2 separate regions of the Homo sapiens genome follow, and region 1 is linked to region 2. A link is an interaction called in ENCODE POLR2A ChIA-PET data of the cell type or tissue named here. Cell type or tissue: Panc1. All regions are shown on one strand. Links, peaks and the distances in the headings refer to the core of each region. The heading gives the core; the rest is flanking DNA.

The links. Peaks named below come from ENCODE experiments on the same cell type or tissue, not always from the same donor. Only the 100,000 strongest peaks of a DNase experiment are listed, where the experiment ranks them.
Region 1: POLR2A ChIA-PET joins it to region 2 with 8 read pairs; 14 of 35 experiments call an interaction of 5 or more read pairs at or near these places.

The regions. Positions count from the first base shown.
Region 1 is chr22:42,664,736-42,670,217 of GRCh38, forward strand. No RefSeq gene overlaps it. Among named protein-coding and RNA genes, the nearest start is that of CYB5R3, 18 kb to the left of the region's middle. In Panc1, for the core only: no CTCF peak of the experiment used is centred there; no DNase peak of the experiment used is centred there.
Region 2 is chr22:42,606,451-42,611,674 of GRCh38, forward strand. The region is part of intron 1 of POLDIP3 (DNA polymerase delta interacting protein 3); the gene reads right to left. It overlaps LOC124905127 (a long non-coding RNA gene), which reads right to left. Exons shown (of 2, transcript XR_007068118.1): 2 at 2,285-2,512. Among named protein-coding and RNA genes, the nearest start is that of POLDIP3, 5.8 kb to the right of the region's middle. In Panc1, for the core only: no CTCF peak of the experiment used is centred there; no DNase peak of the experiment used is centred there; H3K27ac peaks cover 689 bases.

The DNA of each region.
Region 1 (5,482 bases), core at 190-5,189, 58 kb after region 2:
TCGCACCTCTGCACTCCAGTCTGGGTGACAGAGCCAGACCCTGTCTCAAAAAAAAAAGAAAAAGAAAAAAGAAATGAGACTGCTTGCTATATGACTGGCACTGTGTACGTGCCTTAACTCATCCATTTCTCCTGGCCACCCTGGGAGGAGAAAGCCTATGTTACTGCCATCCCACAGAAGAGAAAACAGACCAGTAATTCACACACTCAGCATCACACAGGTGAACGTGCTGCAGATGCAGGCAGTCTGGCCTCACTGGCTGCCGCCCTCTACCCAGGCTGCCTCCCTGTACACAGGCTGCCTCCCTGTGCCCAGGCTGCCTCCCTGCGTACAGTCCACCATGCCAGGGCCCGGAGCATGGTGGCCCTCAATAAATAATGGTTGAATGAATGACACTGCAAAAGTGCCTGTAGGGTGGAGGTCCAGCACAGCTGCTCCGACGTACCCAGGTCAGACTGGAGTGGTCTGAGGGCATCCACACACCATCCTGCTTGCTGAAGCAGGTGAGTACCACAGGTTTTGCATTGTAACATGCAAATGATGGCATGTATTTCTATCCTCATCTGAGATCTGGGACTTTTATGGGTTTCCTGGTATTCACAGGGCAAGGCCTTTGGGAGAAAGCTTGAAACCCCCTGATGTAGTTGACAGAGCATGAGTTTATCCTCAGAGAGACCACAGTTCAAATCTTGGCTGGGTGACTACTTTTATGAGCCTCACTTGCTTCGTCGTGGCAGCCCGAATTGGCCTGACGATTTCCTGCAAGTTCCTTGACACCTGGAGGAAGATCATAGTACCCAGCCCTGAGCATCACTGACTTGGCATCACAGATCACCTCTTCTAGGGAGCAATCTGTGGCTGATGGAGGAGAGTGGGGATACCAGAAGAAAAAATTTAACTGCCTGGAAAGTACCTTCCTGGTGGCTTTCAGTCATCTCAGCTCCCCAGATGCCCTACTTTTTGCTGGAGTCACATGCTCTGCTCTTGCTCTCTTCAAGGTAACAGATTCTTGTCCGTTTGCAGGCAGCAACTTGAGAAATAGAAGAAGAACAGGTCTCAGACCGCATTTATTCAGATGTCAGTGTGGATAAGCACCATGCCAGTTTCTGTCCTAGGCGCAAAAACTGCCAAGATATTTTTTAAAATCTTTTACTGCGAGGCTAAGTTTATAATAAAAGAAACTAACCTCATTGCTTAAAAAATGAAATTAGGGCCAGGCAGAGTGGCTCACGCCTGTAATCCCAGCACTTTGGGAGACTGAGGCAGGTGGATCACTTGAGGTCAGGAGTTCGAGACCAGTCTAGCCAACATGGTGAAACCCCATCTCTACTAAAAATACAAAAATTAGCCAGGCATGGTGGTGCACACCTGTTGTCTCAGCTGCTTGGGAGGCTGAGGCAGGAGAATTGCTTGAACCCGGGAGGCAGAGGATGCAGTGAGCAGAGATCGCGCCACTGCACTCTAGCCTGGGCGACAGAGCGAGACTCGGTCTCAAAAAAAAAAAAAAAAAGGAACAAACAAACAAAAACTGAAATTAGGTGGGGTGCAGTGACTCACGCCCGTAATCCTAGCACTTTGGGAGGCTGAGGCGGGAGGATTGCTTGAACCCAGGAGCTGGATACCAGCCTGGGCAACAGGGCGAAACCCCATCTCTACCAAAAATACAAAAATTGGCCGGGCATGGTAGTTTGCACCTGTAGTCCCAGCTACTCAGGAGGCTGAGGTGGGAGGATGGCTTGAGCCGGGGAGGCAGAGGTTGCACTGAGCCAAGATTGTGCCACTGCACTCCAGCCTGGGTGATAGAGCTGGAACCTATCTCAGAAAAAAAAAAAAGGAAGAAGGAAAGAAGGAAAGAAGGAAAAAAGGAAGGAAAGAAAGAAAGAAAGAAGGAAAGAAAGAAAGAAAAAGAAAGAAAGAGAAAGAAAGAAATTACATGATAGTTTATATGTTTGAAACCAGCAAATCCTGGCTCCTTTATATGCCCTCGTAATTCTACCTGAGACCTGAATCCTTCCTTTTTCACTCATTATAATCTTGAATTTTATCATAAGCAGCTAAAAGAAAATAGCTGGTTGGCCGGGCGCGGTGGCTTACGCCTGTAATCCCAGCACTTTGGGAGGCTGAGGTCAGGAGTTCAAGACCAGCCTGGCCAAAATGGTGAAACCCCGTCTTTACTAAAGATACAAAAATTAGCCGGTGGTGGCAGATGCCTGTAATCCTAGCTACTCAGGAGGCTGAGGCAGGAGAATCGCTTGAACCCAGGAGGCAGAAGTTGCAATGAGCCAAGATCGCGCCATCGCACTCTAGCCTGGGGGACAAGAGTGAGACTTCATCTCAAAAAAAAAAAGAAAGAAAATAGCTGGCATTTTCAACATTTCAACATAACGTACTCTAGCCAAGTGCCAAGCAATCCTCCTTATCAGGTGGACCGGGTACAATTCCTGCTTCCCCCTGAGTAGCTGGTTTCAGTTCCCTGCCAGCCCATGGAATTATAAAAACAAGCCAATCACATACACCACGAAACCAGAGGACACCTCAACTTTTTTTTTTTTTTTTTGAGATGAGTCTCGCTGTGTCACCCAGGCTGGAGTGCAGTGGCACGATCTCGGCTCACTGCAACCTCCATTTCCAGGTTTCAAGTGATTCTCCTGCCTCAGCCTCTCAAGTAACTGGGATTACAGGCACTCACCACCATGCCCGGCTAATTTTTATATTTTAGTAGAAATGAGGTTTCTTTTTTTTTTTTTTTTGAGACAGAGTCTCACTCTGCCGCCCAGGCCGGAATGCAGTGGCGCGATCTCCGCTCACTGCAATCTCCGCCTACTGGGTTCACGCCATTCTCCTGCCTCAGCCTCCCAAGTAGCTGGGAATACCGGTGCCCGCCACCACGCCCGGCTAATTTTTTGTATATTTAGTAGAGACGGGGTTTCACCGTGTTAGCCAGGATGGTCTCGATCTCCTGACCTCGTGATCCACCCGGCTCAGCCTCCCAAAGTGCTGGGATTACAGGTGTGAGCCACCACGCCCGGCCAGAAATGGGGTTTCACCATGTTTGGCCAGGCTAGTCTTGAACTCCTGACCTCAAATGATCCACTCACCTCAGCCTCCCAAAGTGCTCGTATTACAGGCATGAGCCACCACGCCCGGCCACCCTTACCCTCTTGATACTACAAAGCCTCTTGTGGTCCACTGGTACCAGGCACAAGCCCTGTGTGGCCCTGCAGAGTGTGTCCTCCTCTCCTGAGCTGTGAGTACATGTGACTCATAAACTGCTCTGGATCTCTTCTGTCCAGATTCGGGTGTCCTGTGTTCAGCCATTGCCATAATCCTAGGTCAGGAATCCCTCCTGCACTGATGAAGTCAAGAGAGGTGATTAAAACAAGCGTTCCAGTATATCTCACTTGGGTTACATAACTGGGCCTTGTTTTCTTCAGCTTCCAATAGTAATTTCCTGGGCTGGGCGCTGTGGCTCATGCCTGTTATCCCAGCACTGGGAGGCCGAGGCAGGCAGATCATCTGAGGTCAGGAGTTCGAGACCAGCTTGACCAACATGGTGAAACTCCATCTCTACTAAAAATACAAAAAAATTAGCTGGACATGGTGGTGCATGCCTGTAATCTCAGCTACTCAGGAGGCAGAGGCAGGAGAATTGCTTGAACCCGGGAGGTGGAGGTTGCAGTGAGCTGAGATCGCACCACTGCACTCCAGCCTGGGCAACAGAGTGACACTCTCTCAAAAACAAAACAAAACAAAAAATAAAAAAAATAAAAATAAAAAAACTCTATATTGGGCCAGATGTGGTGGCTCATGCCTGTAATCCCAGTGATTTGGGAGGCCGAGGCAGGTGGATCACCTGAGGTCAGAAGTTCGGGACTAGCCTGACCAAAATGGTGAAACCCTGTCTCTACTAAAAATACAAAAAAATTAGCCGGCCATGGTGGCAAATGAGCAGTGAGTCAAGATGTGCCACTGTACTCCAGCCTGGACGACAAGAGTGAAACTCCATCTCAGAAAAAAAAAGAAAAAAGTAATTTCCTCACTGTTCTTTAAGCTTTCACTAACAGTTTTGTCAAGGTCCTTTCTACTCTCTGGTCCCCAAACCAATGCCAGGTGTATTTTTTGTTTCTGTACCACCCTACTTTTACGTGTCACACTGTCTTCCGGTCATTGATCATAACAAACCACCCCAAAATTCAGTAGCTCAAAACAATAGTTGTTCATTGGCTTACAATATTGCTATATATGTGTGTGTATATATATATTTTTTTCTTTTCTTTTCTTTTCTTTCCTTTTCTTTTTTTTTTTTCTCTTTTTTTTGAGACAGAGTTTTGCTCTTGTTGCCCAGGCTGGAGAGTAGTGGCATGATCTCACCTCGCTGCAACCTCTACCTCCCGGGTTCAAGTGATTCTCCTGTCTCAGCCTCCCCAGTAGCTGGGATTACAGGCGCCTGCCACCACTCTCGGCTAATTTTGTATTTTTAGTAGAGACGGGGTTTCTCCATGTTGGTCTCCTGGCTAGGAGACTGGTCTCGAACTCCCAACCTCAGGTGATCCACCCACCTTGGCCTCCCAGAGTGCTGGGATTACAGGCATGAGCCACCGTGCCTGGCCTATATATATTTTTTAATAGAGATGGTGTCTTGCTGTATTGCCCAGGCTAGTCTCTAACTCCTAGGCTCAAGTGATCCTCCCACCTCAGCCTCTCAAAGTGCTGGGATTACAGGCATGAGCCACCGCACCTGGCCACAGTATTGCAATTTTGTGGGCTCAGCAGGGCCATCTCTTAGCTCCATGTGGCATCAGCTGGGATACCTTGACTGGGCTGGAAGGCCCACCTCCAAGATGGCTCATTCTCCTGCCTGGGAGACTGCGGGGTGGCTGGGAGCCACTGTTACCCTCCGTGTGGACCTATCCATGGAGCTGCTTGTGAAATTGCCTGAGGAGTTCGTCTTGTCCGCTGCACAGATAAACCCAATTCACTGAGACAGCATTGTTGCAGTAAAGAAAGTTTAATTGGCCGGGTGCGGTGGCTCACGCCTGTAATCCCAGCACATTGGGAGGCCAAAGTGGGTGGATCATGAGGTCAGCAGTTCAAGACCAGCCTGACCAACATGGTGAAACCCCGTCTCTACTAAAAATACAAAAAAATTAGCTGGGCATGGTGGCAGGTGCCTGTAATCCCAGCTACTCAGCAGGCTAAGGCAGGAGAATCACTGGGTGGTGGAGGTTGCAGTGAGCCGAGATCGTGCCACTGCACTCCAGCCTGGGTGACAGAGAAAGACTCCACCCCCACCCCACCCCCCAAAAAAGATGAGAAAGTTTAATTAATGCAAGGCTGGCCAACTGGAAGGACAGGAGTTTATGATTGCTCTGATCAGCCTCCCCAGGAACTCAGAGGCTAGGCTTTTAATGGATAATTTGGTTTGCAGTTGGGGGGTGGGAGTGAAGGGGGGTGAGGAGGGTGTAGTAGGGAATGGGTGCTG
Region 2 (5,224 bases), core at 225-5,224:
TGAGACTCCATCTCTATAAAAATGAAAGCAGAAAATTATCTGGGCATGGCAGCATGAGTCTACTCCACAGGCTGAAGCAGGAAGACCACCTGAGCCCCAGACTGCAATGTTGCCGTGAGCCAGGATCGAGATACTGTCCTCCAGGCTGGACAACAGAGCAAGACCCTGTCTCAAAAACATATTTTAAAAAATTTAAAAGGACAGAATCTCATTCTGCTGCTCAGGATGGAGTGCAGTGATCATAGCTCACTACAGCCTTGACCTCCTGCCTCAGCCTTCTAAGTATGGAGCCACCATGCCCAGCTTTAGACGTCCTTTAAATGTTACAACCCCGTGAATCAGGTTATTGTTCACATCTTATAAATGAGGAAACTCAGAACCAAGGAGATTAACTATCCCAAGAGCTACTAAGGGGTGAGGAATGGACTTGAACTTCACTGTACCTGGTTCAAGCATCAATTAAATAAGCATGGGTCAAGAGTAAACAGCAGAGCTGGAAGAGTTAAGAAAAAAACTTCTAAAAAATAAAAAACACCAGGAGCAGTAGCTCATGCCTGTAATCCCAACACTTTGGGAGGCCAAGGCGGGCAGATCGCTTGAGCCCAGGTGTTCGAAACCAGCCTGGGCAACATGGCAAAACCCTGTCTCTACAAAAGATACAAAAAAAATTCCCTCCCCCTCCCCCTCTCCCCAGTTTCCCTCTGATGCCGAGCCGAGGCTGGACTGTACTGCCGCCATCTCGGCTCACTGCAGCCTCCCTGCCTGATTCTCCTGCCTCAGCCTGCCGAGTGCCTGGGATTGCAGGCGCGCACCGCCATGCCTGACTGGTTTTTGTATTTTTTGGTGGAGACGGGGTTTCGCTGTGTTGGCCGGGCTGGTCTCCAGCTCCCGACCGCAAGTGATCTGCCTGCCTCGGCCTCCCGAGGTGCCGGGATTGCAGACGGAGTCTCGCTCAATCAGTGCTCGTTGCCCAGGCTGGAATGCAGTGGAGTGATCTCGGCTCGCTACAACCTCCACCTCCCAGCCGCCTGCCTTGGCCTCCCAAAGTGCCGAGATTGCAGCCTCTGCCCGGCTGCCACCCCGTCTGGGAAGTGAGGAGCGTCTCTGCCTGGCCGCCCATCGTCTGGGATGTGAGGAGCCCCTCTGCCCGGCCGTCCAGTCTGGGAAGTGAGGAGCGCCTCTTCCCGGCCGCCATCCCATCTAGGAAGTGAGGAGCGTCTCGGCCCGGCCGTCCATCGTCTGAGATGTGGGGAGAGCCTCTGCCCCGCTGCCCCGTCTGGGATGTGAGGAGCGCCTCTGCCCGGCCGCGACCCCATCTGGGAACTGAGGAGTGTCTCTGCCCGACCGCCACCCCGTCTGGGAGGTGAGGAGCTTCTCTGCCCGGCCACCCCGTCTGGGAAGTGAGGAGCCCCTCCGCCCAGCAGCCGCCCCGTCTGGGAAGTGAGGAGCGTCTCCGCCCGGCAGCCGCCCCGTCTGGGAGGGAGGTGGGGGGCAGCCCCCGCACAGCCAGCCGCCCTGTTCGGGAGGTGGGGGGCGCCTCCACCCAGCCACCACCCCGTCTGGGAAGTGAGGAGCCCCTCTGCCCGGCCGCCACCCCGTCTGGGAGGTGTACCCAACAGCTCATTGAGAACGGGCCATGAAGACGATGGCGGTTTTGTCGAATAGAAAAGGGGGAAATGTGGGGAAAAGAGAGATCAGATTGTTACTGTGTCTGTGTAGAAAGAAGTAGACGTGGGAGACTTCATTTTGTTCTGTACTAAGAAAAATTCTTCTGCCTTGGGATGCTGTTAATCTATAACCTTACCCCCCCCCCCAAAAAAAAATTAGCTGCAAGTGATGATGCACATCTGTAGTCCCAGCTACTCAGAAGGCCAAGGCAGGAGGATCAACTAAGCCCAGGAGGTCCAGGCTGCAGTGAGCCAAGATCACACCACTGGACTCCAGCCTGGGAGACAGAACAAGACCCTGTCTCAAAAATCAAAACAAAACAAAACAAAAAAAAACCACCACCACCAAAACAAAAAGAAACAATCTTCCTTATCATTATTGTCTGGTATTTCAGTTTCAATATGTTGTTAAACCCTTAAAAATTTATACATATATATAAAGGAAGGATAAACAGTCCGCAGGCTGAAGAAATCTTAGGACTCCGGTCATGCCCAGGGATACGGAGCACTCTCTAGCGACCAAAGGGTGAGCACAAGCAGCGAGGCGAGCGGGTGGTGCACGCACTGAGAACTCGCATACCACAATGCCTGCCTGGCAGGAAGGACCACCAAGATGCTTTGTGCTGGCATTTTTATCTATTTGAACAGCCTAAAAGGCACATTTAGGGGTGGGAGTTAACGGTAGTTGAGGATGTAGTAGGAGCTCCTCACGGTGGGAGGGAGTAAGCTATTTCCCTCAATCTGATGCACTCAGTTCCCTGGTTCCACCAGTGCTTTCAACTTCTTTCGTGAACAGCTTGAGGGGGCTTCAGTGTTCAGGCTTTTTATAATCACAGCTGCTCTTCCTGCATGAAAAGACAGCTATTCATCCCAGCAGGCAGCAGTACTGGTTTCAGGCAGGCATTAGTCATCGGAAATTTTTCAAATCAACACTCCTGCCAGGGGTAGGTCTCTAAAACACAGACTCAATTATGTTACCCTCCCGCTTCTAGAACTGCTGGGGGCTCCTTTACAAAGCCCAACCCCTGGGGGGGCCTCGGCTCTGGCTCCAGCTTATGGCTGCAGCCTTACTCCCCACTGCAGTGACTACTGACGTTCCCAAAACACATCCTGCACTTTTATCCTCAGTAAATGTTTGGGAGGGCGAAGGAGGAAGGTTTTGACTGAGTCTCGTAATGCCCCACCTCCATCGCACCGAAACTACAGCTCTGCAACTGCTTCCAGGGCTTCACCAGGTATTCCGCGAGGTCCTGGCAAGAGCGCTGCTGGCAGGTGAGAAGGCAAACGTTCCCTGGACCCCAAATTCTCTCCTCTATACCCCCTACGGGAACCTGGCATAGGTGTGATGACCAGGGAGGGTCTGTCTGGGCTATAGGAATATTTCACCCTCCTGGCTCTGTCTGGGGAGGGCAGGGCTACAGCCCATTCTGGACAGATGTCCAGTCCAAAAGATTCAGGCCCATGAAGTGGGGCCCTGGATTATTATAAAGCAGATTTTAACCCATGGGTTTAAAATCCTCTGGGTTATGGGAGGCAGAGGTTGCCATGAGCCAAGATCGCACCACTGCACTCCAGCCTGGGTGACAGAGCAAGATTCCGTCTTATAAAAACAAACAAAAAAAGCTTCTGGGTTAGGGGGTGTTCGTTTAGGTGTGTGTTTAGGTCATTTTTATAGAGAGAAAACAGCTTAATTCTAACTATGACTGAGGGTCAACTCTGAATTAGGTGTTTAAGAGACACAAAGAAAAACAAGACACTAAAATACTATCCCCTGCTGGGCGAGGTGGCTCACGCCTGTAATCCCAAGCACTTTGGGAGGCTGAGATGGGCGGATCACTTGAGGTCAGGAGTTTGAGACCAGCCTGGCCAACATGGTGAAACCCTGTCTCTACTAAAAATACAAAAAATTAGCCGGGCGTAGTGGCCCATGCCTGTAGTCCCAGCTACTCAGGAGGCTGAGGCAGGAGAATCGTTTGAATCCAGGAGGTGGAGGTTTCGGTGAGCTGAGATCGCGCCATTGCACTCCAGCCTGGGCAGCAAGAGCAAAACTCTGTCTCAAAAATAAATAAATAAAATAAAATACTATCCCCTTACCCAAGAGTCTTGTGCAGATGTTTCATTTTAAAACATAATTCGTTCCCTAGAGTTATGTAATAACTCATTTCCTCCCTTTTGTGTTTAGGTCTTTATTTCCTTTATCTTATTTCAACAAGGAAACAAGCAGTCAGTACCAGGACCAGAGTCCTGGGCTGAACTGCAAAGTTTACAATCCACCCTGTCCCCCAACAACCTCCCACTTCCAGCTCCAAGGACTCCCCAGATGAGGCGTCTGGCCCAGAGAGCTGCTCAACTCCAGCCTCCAGCACATTCAAGGCTGCCACACTGAACTGCTTGGAGGCAGCTGACAGAAAGCTATCCGCTGAGGGTTAAACTCATCGAACTAACAAAAGCGGACATGTCAACTGACTTAACTGGGGATGCCCTCATATCTAAAGGAAGAAACTGCTGGGCACAGTGGCTCACACCTGTAACCCCAGCACTTTGTGAGGCAGAGGCAGGAGGACTGCTTGAGTCCAGGAGTTCGAAACCAGCCTGGGCAACATGGCGAGACCTTGTCTCTACAGAAAATACAAAAATAATTAGCCAGGCATGATGGCATATGCCTGTGGTCCCAGCTACCTGGTAGGCTGAGGCAGGAAGACTGCTTAAGCCCAGGAGGCAGAGGTTGGAGTGAGCTGTGATCTTGCCACTGCACTCCAGCCTGGATGACAGAGCAAGATCCTGTCTCAAATAAATAAAGGAAAAAACCAACATGAGGGGCAGGCCAGCACTGCAACTGGTACCTAATGCTATCCTGAGGAGACTCTCTACGGATCTTTCACAACTAAAGTCACTGGAGATGTGCTGTGGTGAGGAAAGATAGCACCTCACCATGGAGGAAGGTATCACTCAAAACCACCCTCTTCTGGTTCAATCATTTCCCATTAGTCAAGGAATCTTTTAATAATTAATTGGAGGCCTAGGTAATAATAATGGTAATGACTTTTTTCTTTCTTTTTTAAAGAGATGAGGTCTTGCTCCGTCAACCAGACTGGGGTGCAGTGGTGCAAGCATGGCTCACTGCAGCCTTGAACTCAGGCAATCCTCCTGCCTTAGCCTCCCACACAGCTGCAGTTACAGGCATGAGCAACCACTGCATCCAGCTATGACCCTTTTCTTGACTCACAAGGTGTGAGGAACACAAAACAGAATGGCTGCTTTTGAGAACAAGCACATTCCACAAATGTGATCCTTGGGATCACAGGAAACAAAGTGAGCAGAGTGGTGGGGAAAGAGGTTATTTACACTTCCACAAGCTGGATCTTTGGCTATTTCTACTAAGAGGAAAAAAGCTTTCTTAAACAACAAAATTCTTCCTGGAATATCCATGCAACATTAAAACCAAAGTTCCAAGTACGCAGATTCTTCTAGGCAGTATGTAAAATAGCATGTATGGCCAGGCACGGTGGCACTTTGGGAGGCTGAGACGGGTGGATCGTTTGAGGTCAGGAATTCAA